Regions from separate parts of the Homo sapiens genome. Here region 1 is linked to region 2. A link is a loop called in an ENCODE intact Hi-C map of the cell type or tissue named here. Cell type or tissue: endothelial cell of umbilical vein. All regions are shown on one strand. Links, peaks and the distances in the headings refer to the core of each region. The heading gives the core; the rest is flanking DNA. Region 1 overlaps LINC02955 (long intergenic non-protein coding RNA 2955). Region 2 overlaps ETNK1 (ethanolamine kinase 1).

Region 1 (5,392 bases), core at 118-5,117, 290 kb after region 2:
TCTGTATTGATTTTTAGGTTAACGTGAAAAAATTGAGTAGAATGTTATCTTATTTTGCTTTGGAATCAGAGAATATCAGACTTGAAATATACTTTTAGGGACCACTTAATATGACCTCTATCATTTGGTTTTTAAATATTTTTAGGCTTTGGAATGGGTTTGGATCTACCACTCAACTGCTTTATGACTTCAGACCAGTTATTTAAATTCCCTGAAGCTCAGTTTCCACATCTTTGAGGTAAGCATTCCAATTTGTACCTTGTTGTGATCTGCAGTATAGAAAGTACCCAGCATCCTGCCTCACATAAAATAGGTGCCCAGGAAATGGCAGCTATGATCATTTTCTCCAGTAGATGAAGCAGTCCAGAATTATATTGTGTCGACTGTTCTTTTTCATGTCTAAGCAAGATCTTGATGATTTAAAATTATTTATTTATTTTTGAAAGGAATAGTTTTATCAAAGTAACAAATGTTTCTTTAACAAATAGCATATAGTATTTGTCAGAGGACATACAATTCAAAACAACACTCACAGCTTTCCCCATGCTGCTTGCACAAAGGCAAAGTCAACCATTTTCATTTTTAAGTTCCCTATTGATTATCTTCATATCTCTAGATAATATTTTTTTTTACTTTTTAAAATTTCTAGATTCATCAACCTTATGCCACATTATTGAACACCTTCTGTGAAAGGTGCATATGTAGCTCACTGCATGTTGACTTCTGTCACTCCTGTTCTCAATGTTTGTTAATCACATTTTCATTATATATCATTATGTACTTATATTCTTCTGTTTGTTATATTTATAACTTTAAACTTCTATTTCTTGTTTCACTAAATTTTGACAATATTTCCTCACTCTCCAAACTTAATGATGGGAGTAATTTTGCCCCGACCTGCCACGTCCCATATTCTGTCAGCTGCACTTTTATTTTTATATTCTCGGGGTAGGTAATGTTTACAGTTTATCCCGTAATCATAGCCAAGAATCTTATTCCAGGCTTTTCTATGTTCACCTAAAAATTTAAAAACGAATAGTTAAATATATACATGCATAAAATAATTATATATATTAATATAATGTATAATATATATACTTATATATATATTATCTGTAAGTTTGTAAATATTATTCCCTCTTGGGCCAGCTCAGGTCCAATGTCCCAAGCCAGTAGGAGAATATTTCTAGCATCAAGATGAAGTGAATTTTCTTTTCTTGTAATCAATTAGATCAGCCATCTCCAACCTTTTTGGCACCAGAGACCAGTTTCATGGAAGATAATTTTTCCACAGATGAGGGTGGGGGTGGGGTGGTGAGGAGGATGATTTTGGAATGAAACTATTCCACCTCAGATCGTCAGGCATTAGATTCTCACAAGAAGCGTGCAACCTAGATCCCTCACATGCCCAGTTCACAACAGGGTTTGTGCTCCTATAAGAATGTAATGCCACTGCTGATTTACAGGAGGTGGAGATCAGGCAGTAATGCTTGCCCACCGCTGTGTGGGCAGGGGGCCTGGGGACCCCTGCATTAAGCCACATTTTTGTTTGCTTAATATTTAGTCTGAGAGTTTCTGATAAAAACATTCTGACATTTCATGAAGTTTTGATTGATCATTTCTGCATAATTTACTTTGTTTGAATCCTGAAGTTTATCTATGCTCTTATTAATTGTTTTTATCTGAGAGCTACTCTTTTCATTTTATGAAGCTTATCCTTTCTCCTCCTACTCTCCTTTGGCAGGGTTTCACTCTACAACATGCTGTATTGCCATTCCTCAGGATTTGTCTACTATTCTGGGATGAATCTATAGCTTACCTCTTTACTACACAGAAGTATATGTTCAGCTAACTTTCTGAGAAAGATGAAAGGGTTTAAATTTTGTAAGCCCATGCATATATGTAAATGTCTATAATTTCCCCTCATACTTGACTGAAATTTTAGTTGGGTATGGAATTCTAGGTTGGAAATAATTTTCCTTTGGAATTTTAAAGTCATTGCTTCATTGCCTTCTAGCCTCCATGTTGCTGCTGAAAGTCTAATGCTTATCATATTTTTCTTCCTTTGTAGTTACTTATTGTCTCTGAAAGACTTAGGATTTTCTATTTTTTTTCATTTGGATGTTCAAATTTCTCAAAAATCTGTTTAGGTTGTGAGCCTTTTATTATTTAATGTGCTGGACACTTAGTAAGCAAACTCCAACTGCAGACTTATGACTGCATTTAGTCTGGGAACATCTCCTTTATTAGTTCCTTGATCATTTTTCCTTCTACTTTGTCCATTGTTTCTCTCTAGGATGCCTATATTGCAAGTACTGAACTAGATATATATAGAGAGATAGATAAGTGTGTGCGTGTGTGTATGTGTGTGTAATTTTTTTCACTAATTTGTTTTCTGTTTGTTTCTTTGTTCTACATTCTGTAATATTTTCTTAACTGTATTAATTTTCTAATTAAAATTTTAAATTTCTCCAGTTAGTTTTCATTTCTGAGAGTTCTGCCGTGGTCTCTGATGAAACCTTTTTTATTGCAAACCATTCTTGTTTCATGGATGTAACATCTCTTCCATCTATTTGCTAGGTGTTGTATGTTTTCTTCCATTCCCTGAATTACCTCTGTTCATCTTAGTCTTTTTCTTCCATGCTACTAATTCTTCTCAAATATCTTGTTTTGCCCACTTATATTTTAAGAAGAAATACTATATATAGAATGGTGTGGGTTTCCTCTACTGTTCTATATGTAAGATATTTTTCCCATTAAGTCCCTCTAATAACTGGTGATTCTATGTGAAGTACAGTGGAATGGGGTGAGTCATGTCCTTTAGTGGAATGGGGTGAGTCATGTCCTTTAGAAGACTTCACTTTAGAATGAGTGGGCAAAAGCTCTTATTGACAAGTTAAGGACTCTCCAAATTCTAGAACTACAGCTACTCCAAGAATGAATATCTTCACTTGAATCCTCAGCTTTCTTCTGGCATTTTCTACCACTTATTTTCAGGACCCCTTACCCACCCTGCCCTCCCCACTCCCAATAACCTTTTTTTTTTGTTTTTTTTTTTTTGGCCTAGGAGTAAATGCCAATTGCCTGATGCAATAAAGATGCCTTCAATTCATTCTCAATGTTTCGCCTTATTTATAACTCCTTCCCTCCACAGAATTTTTGCAATTCTGAACCTAGGGTCTGTCTATTATTTCAACAGCTCAGCATCCACCTTCTCTGCAGATTTGAAGACAGGACAGTCTTGGGTATAGTGTTTCTCCATTGTTTCATTTTTCAAAAAAAACTTCTAGGTTATACGACAATATATTCTCAGGGAATATAATTGGCCACAGTGTGTGCCCAATTTACTTTCTTGAACTAGAACTAGACTTAGGGGTTGAAAATTTTAACACTTACCCAGTTCTTTAAAGGATGGCTCAAACTTAGTCACCTAAATTGCAAACTTGTTACCAGGTTAAAGAACTCTAATTTTTAAATCTCATATTAAAAGACATATGATCAAAACAATTTTTTTCACTTTCTTCAGCTTTTTGAAGCATTATTTAAAAACTACAATGTATCAATATGGATCTATAAAACAAGTTGAAATCTTTACAGAGAAAAAATATTGATTAGATTGTCAAGTCCTATATATCAATAAGCATAACCTGAACTTATCTAAATCTATATCTAGTTTATTTTCATAAGAATTCTCACATAAGAATTGTAATGCCTGACAAAATTACCATCAACTGCTGAAATCATAATGGTAGGTTGTATTAAATTTGAAACTGGATAAATACTAAAAGAAACAAGCTCCATTGGCCAAATCTACATAACTGAGTTAGGTAAAATACTTACTAAGCACATGTATGAATGAATGCATATAAGAAGCAATATGAATTTGTCATTTTCCACTCCTTGCTCCAGTTAAGAGACAAGCAAATTTTAAAATTGACTTATGACTTTGTTAGAAAATGTAAGCATTATTTGGAAATCTCAGTATTTCACAAGAGAAACTTTTATGTGACATCTGAGTTAAACTTTTCTAGCAATAGCAGTTCTCAAAAATATCTGGCCAAACTTAACTTACCTCTTCATGATAATGGGGCCTGAAAAAGAAAATAACATATGCTCTTTAAACTTCTAAATTAACATACTATTTTCTCTTGTTCTTTAGATGTTAACCACTTTGTTAATTAAAACTCCCAAAACCTGAATTGTTGGGTGGCTCGATTTTCCATAGAAAAGTTTCCAAGATTGAATTTTCTGAAAATGGCATCTAAGATTACCTGGATCTGGTTCATGTTGTTCATTTTACAGATAGCCAAGGGAGAGATTAGGTTAAAGTTATTGCCCCTCAGTTACACAATAATTCAGCAAGACTGGAAATCTGTTATTTAGGAAATAATTTTAGCTTGCCGCTGAGGTTACAGAGCAATGAATGGCTCCTTTCTGGATTCTTAAAGTTTACCCAGCACATTTATGTGGCCATTTTTTTTGCCTGGTGTACTTATGTATGAGTTAAATCAACATGACTGTATCACGTTTACATTAAACCTCTTTCCTTATTTCTCCATCTTTTAAAAGTATTCTTTCTTTCTTTTATGATCTCTGTTTTCGTTTTCATTTCTTTTCTCTGCTGTCTTCATTTAGCTGTCACCTCTGCTGAAGACAGTTCAAATGTTTCTGTGTACATTTTTTCACCAAGAAGAAAAAATAATAATTTGGAATTAAATATTTGTTTTGATTTTAAATTAAAAACGAGCTTTTTTAAAAAAAGAGTACTTTGTAAGTGATAAAGTACTATGAGAATGTCACATATTAGTATTAAATAGGGCTTAAGTGACATAATCCAAATCAAGTTTGTATATGAAAATATCTTCATGTTACATCTTTAGCTTGATTTTGTGATTTAAATATTACTATGGATTTAAAATCTCTAAAGGATAACAAAGAGTACAAGGAGAATACTTAATAGTTATATTAGATATAACATACTTAATCATTCTAACACATATAATTGTATGTTGGATAAGAAATATATACTTTAATTCCATATTATGAATAGGTAAGCAAAAACTTTCTTAAAGGAAAATAATTTCTTTAAGTGTAGAAATGTTGTTTTGATCTTTTAATCCAAATTCTTTGATAATTTAGACTTTTACTATTGCCCAACTATTTTTATTTAATACTGTGATGACCTATAAAAACCACTAGTTTTATGGAAAAAATGTATTTTTAAATATAAAGAGAACTTTATAGGAATTTTTTCTTTTAAATATGTTAATTTCTTTTAAAATAGGACATTTTAAAAAAGTAATTCAAATATGTAATCCCAAACTATGTTTTAAGGTAATTTTCAAGTTTCCATTCTGGGAATTTTGGATACAGTTATAATGATAAAAAGCAC
Region 2 (5,351 bases), core at 1-5,000:
CTATTACATTAAAATCTACTGGTTTATCTTGCAGATTGAATGATTCTTTTACCTGTATGTGATTTTGTAATTTTAACTTATTAGTTATTTGGAAAATAATTGATTCATTGAGTTGTATAGATCTTCCAAATGTTGACACATCTCATTATAAGATAGCTAAAGATCACATATGTTGATATCACCACCAGTGTCATCAGAAAAACTTATAGTACTATATTGAGAAGCTGTTAAGCTCACAGAATCACATAAAACTTTTCTCATGTTCTAATTTTAGGGTGAAAACTTGAATTTTATCATTGGCAACAAATATTGTCAGTTATTTTCACTGAAATGGCAAGTTATCTTTTTTATAGTTGAGAAAATGTCTGCCAAATACTCAAGTCTGATAACTCTAGTTTGATAACTCTAGTTTGTATATTAGTCATTTTTTTCAAGTAAAAATTGTGTCCCATTAAAAATGTGCAAATTCAACTCAAAAGTCAGTTACCTAGGTGTTTTTCCTGAGACATCCATTGTACTTTGGATATGCAGTAGACGTGCTTTATATGTACTGCCTATTTCCTCCCACAGAATACTAGAGCACGTACTCCAGGGTAGAGATTTAATAAAATTAATAGTTTTAATGGCTTCACAAAGGACATTCTTTAGTGACATTGGCTTTTTACTGTTATTGTGTGATGGTGAAGAATAAGACTATTACACTAGTGTGATTTGCTACCACTGCCTTGACTTAAGGTAACAGTAGTTTCACCCTCACTGCTTTTGAACCATTGGTGCAAATGTTAACATAGTCAAAAAGGCAAGTAACATATCAGTATAATTATGAAAGTAATTTTGGGCCTCCGAAAACTCCCATGGGTTCATCGACCACTTTAAGAACCTCTGATGTAGACTTTGAAAAGAAGGAAGTCCTCTAATTTCATAATTTCATTTCTCAATACCTGATATACTTTTTTAGATAGAAGACCATTTTTGAAAATCTTTATCATTTTTAATCATTCTGGTTTCATATAGTAAGAATAGCTAGCATTCTATTGAATATTTGTTATATGCCAGCTATAGGTACTATTATGACCTACATTTTACAGATGAGGAAATAAACGCACCACGTGAAGTGCTTAAAGCCACACGCCAGAGCCCAGCTTGTTTTTTTAACTTTTATGCTTCATGTGCAAGTGACTTTAGTTGTTTAGTCTTTGCTACATTGTTTATTCTTTTCTATCTCTATATCAGGAAAGAAATTATATTCCTGTTCTTTTTTTTTTTTTAAGAGACAGTGTCTCACTGTGTTGCCCAAGCTGGAGTGCAGTGGCATGCTCCTCACTGCAGCCTTGAACTCCTGAGCTCTAGTGATCACCAGCCTCCTGAATAGCTGAATAGTTAGTGGTATTTTTTTGAGGAAGCCAAAAACAAAGTGCAGAGTGCTTTTTAAATAGAGATCTTTAGGTTGAAAAATTTTTTTTACATGTATTATATCCTTTAGTCTTTAAAACAATCCTGTGTAGAATACAGAATGGCTAATATTCCCATCTCGTAAATGATAGATCTGACACTAAAGTTTGTGACTTATTAAAGGTTGCAAAGGTACTCAGAGATAGAGCCTGGACTGGAACCTCTACATCTTGTAATTCAAATTAAGAATTCTTTTTGGTATACTGTGCTGCTTGGTATTTTTAAATACCAAGGTCATGGCTGTTGAATACTTTTTTGTTAGAGCCCCTTTGTTACTGTTGCTGTAATGAATTTAGCTGAAACAAAAACCTTGTCTTTAATACTGTTTCTACTTAGAATATTTCTAGTTAGAATATAGTATTTCTTGGGAAGTGAAATCTTGTTCAGATTTTAAAATATTACCCTGTTTAACTGAAAATAGATTGTAAAGCACACATAATTATTTTACAGTTACTAATTACATGCTAATTTCCCTGTAAGTCCAAAACCCATATTTTTCCTGACATAAGTTGTGTTACTTTATGTTGTGGTCTGTTATGCAGAATTAAGCCAGTAAGATCATTTTCAGATGTTTGTCACCCCTAGAACATTTTTCACATTTAAATATATTTATTGCTTGTGAGATTTGGATTTTCTTTTGTGTTTATATTTGTATGTCAAGAAACAAAGGCCTTTGATATAATAATGTGTAAGCCTGTTAGCAATTATAACCATTAAAAACACTAACATCTATCAGTGCTGATGGTAAACTTTGCTTTATAAAAAAGCACATCACAGGAACTGGCCTCTATTTTTCAAGTGATTATAATTTACCATAATCTCCTTTGGTGTTGACGAAAGTGATCTGTAGCCATCTAGTGGGTGCAGACGTCAGTAGGATCTAGGTTTTAGACGCTTTATATAAAAAGAACAGCAAGAAAGTGTGGTGCATGGAGTTGATTTAGAGGATAGAATTAGCAATTCATATGTGTTTTACAGAGAAATTCATTATCATAATTTTTGATTTTTCTTTCCTTCTTTTAAGGCTTCTCATTTCTTTTGGGGATTGTGGGCTTTGATTCAAGCCAAATACTCCACTATTGAGTTTGATTTCCTTGGGTAAGTTAAATTTTATTATATGATTACATTGGTCTCTGCTTTTGTTTGGATTAACATTAAGAATTCACAGGGAATATTGTAGTTATTTGCAATCAATTATAAAAGTTGTATACACTTAGTAATTGGTCTGTGAAGAAATTGCTATAAGCTGTTAAGTGCTCGCAGGATTAGAAAAGTGTCCAGTAGGTGGTGCAATAAACTAAAAATATGTCCTTTGAAAATCTTAAACTTTAAGAAAACCAGCTTAGAGGACTGAGTGAAAATAAGGGAAGGACCAAGTTTTTCAGCTTTGACTAATTTTTTTGTTGTTCTCTTTTCTCACTAGGTATGCAATTGTTCGTTTTAACCAGTACTTTAAAATGAAGCCTGAGGTTACTGCATTAAAAGTGCCTGAGTAAAGAAGAGATTTAATTATTCTCCAGTAGCTGAGCAATGCTTGTGAATCTTTTCTTAAGAAATCCCAAAAAGCCAATATTAGTTAAAATTCTGTTGTTTAATTTGGTTATCTTGCTTTATAAATTATGCCTCTAAACAATCAAATCTATTTTTGAAATAGACTGAATGATGTCAAGAAATATACCTACTGCTATCCGTATGTGGTGGATTAGAAATGTGTTAAATCTGCAAAAGGTATAAAGATGTCAGTTTAATTTCTTTGATAATTTAACCTATGTTGTATGTGAATTATTTATTATAAACTTAGCACGATTCTGTGACTGTTTTTCTCTGTTTCACGTTCGTTGAGTGTAAGCAATGAAAATGTCCCAAATAAGTTTTTTAAGTTTTACTTTAATAAGATTAATTTCAGTAAACATTCTAGTTGTTCAGTGTAACCTTTTTATCTTGATGCATTGTAAGTAAAATGAATCATTTACTCTTGAAATGCCAGTCATTGACTGATGTAGATAATTTAGGATTTTCATATAAAAATAGCTGTTTAGGAAGGTGAAATACATTCACTGTCTCTGTTGGTGGTACATCTTGTTGAATTCAATATTAGAAAGTATTTCTTTTTGGGGTAATATAACTTAGAATTAAATCCCTGTTTCTCTATGTAGTCTGGCAGTATAAATATAAATATTTACCATATAATCTTGGAATAAGTATTAGTTAATGTTACCAAAATCTGTATTAAATAATGTTTTCAAATGCTAAATATGGTCGTTACTATTTTCAGTTTTAAAAATTTTATAGTATCAAATTGTTTCTAACCAAAAATTTCCTTTTACTTCTAGAGATGCTTTATGTTTTTGATTATTAAATAGTCACTAGTATTGCTAATTTTTGAAACAAATACACAAAATTTATCATATGTAGAAATAAGAAAATATTGTTTAGGTTAATTATTTTTTACCTATCCAGAGTCATTCCTTACATTTCAGTTTCATGTTTCATTCCTCACATTTTAGTTTCATGTTTTAGTTTGATTCTATGTTTTTAGACTGATAGCAAATGATTACTTGATACATGTAAGTTCAGCGTTATATGTTGAGGCAGTTATATAATTAAATAAGGAACACTTAGGGCATTGATCTTGTACACTTAAAATCTGACAAATGACAAAATGTGAATTAAGCATAAATAGTCATGGCAGGAGGGCTTTTGTTTATTTCTCTTGTTTTTGTTTAACTGTATTTTTAATTTTGTCTGGTGGTAAGAGGGAGGTAATTATTGTATGGAAAGAAGTTAGATCTTTCAGATAGATAAATAGGCTTCAGGTTTTGAAGTCTGCTCTGTGTAGTTGAGCAGTCATGGTTAACTTTACTTAGAAAATTAGTCTGACAAGCTTTGCACTTCGGTCACATAAGTGCCCATGTACAAAGTTGGCTTACTGGATCTGCATATTCAAAATATGCAACTACAAATTTATCCTCTGAGAAATCTTCTGAGGAGTCTAATGTATTCCAAATGACTTAATATTCTCAGACAAATGCTTTAAAATACTTGGATTATCTCAAGATTTTTGAAGCTAATAAAGTAAATAGAAACACAGGCCATTTTAAATGGTAAATTCTAGTTACATAAATATAATCTTAAAGTATGTTTGTATCTGTAACAGTGTTAGACCAGATTTGGTTTCTACCTCCCCAATGTTATAAATGTTCACTTTTGTTTTTATAAACCATATTACTGTAAGATCAATAGAACTTTGCCTAGTTAAGTGAATGGAACCAATTAAACAACTAGTAGCTTTTTATAATGTTAGTGTGAACTTGAAAAATTGTTTTTGGTGGAATTTTTGTCTGTGGTTAGAACATTTTCATAAAACAGATAAAGAATGTGTAATACTCTTAATTTTTTTTTTTTTTTTTTTTTTTTTTTTGCTTTCTGCCTTCTAAAGTGCAACAGTATATATCTTGTAGAACTGTGGGAGGAGAGAAGATAATTTTTCTACCTTACTCCATATTCTTACTTCAAACTATTTTGAATAGAGGTTCACTGAGCCATTGCTGATAGACTGTGCATAGCTACTAGCTGTCACACTATTGTAGGTTTTTTGGAGAGATTCATAGGGAAGTGAATGTAACCAGGAATAAAGGCTCTCACTTTAGCTCTGGGACTATGCAGTGGATCTTGGGAACAAAATAAGATATCTAATCTATTTTCCCCATTCTGGCTAGATTTTGGTTGTTGTGATGCTCCTACTTCCTGTATAGGTTTTTGGGATCATGGTGCAGGCTAGTAATAGGATTCAGAATTGCTTCCCTTTTATATCGACCATGTAAGGGATTCTAAAGGAGGGTAAATCTCAAAGTGCTCTGAAATCATCCCTCTAAAATCTGTCCTGTGGTGTGCTAAGA

Evidence for each region. Hi-C counts contacts between places; a loop is a spot of excess contacts. Peaks named below come from ENCODE experiments on the same cell type or tissue, not always from the same donor. Only the 100,000 strongest peaks of a DNase experiment are listed, where the experiment ranks them.
Region 1: it touches region 2 in a loop (2.9-fold over the local background); 5 of 110 quality-filtered maps call a loop at or near these places.

Annotation. Positions count from the first base shown.
Region 1 is chr12:22,972,231-22,977,622 of GRCh38, forward strand. It overlaps LINC02955 (long intergenic non-protein coding RNA 2955), which reads left to right. Exons shown (of 13, transcript NR_187515.1): 6 at 146-238. Among named protein-coding and RNA genes, the nearest start is that of LINC02955, 280 kb to the left of the region's middle. In endothelial cell of umbilical vein, for the core only: no CTCF peak of the experiment used is centred there; a DNase peak (open chromatin) is centred at 2,811; H3K27ac peaks cover 997 bases.
Region 2 is chr12:22,682,007-22,687,357 of GRCh38, forward strand. It overlaps ETNK1 (ethanolamine kinase 1), which reads left to right. Exons shown (of 8, transcript NM_018638.5): 7 at 2,477-2,550; 8 at 2,876-5,351. The coding sequence ends at 2,948. Among named protein-coding and RNA genes, the nearest start is that of LINC02955, 15 kb to the right of the region's middle. In endothelial cell of umbilical vein, for the core only: a CTCF peak has its summit at 2,725 (motif pointing right); a DNase peak (open chromatin) is centred at 2,745; H3K27ac peaks cover 127 bases.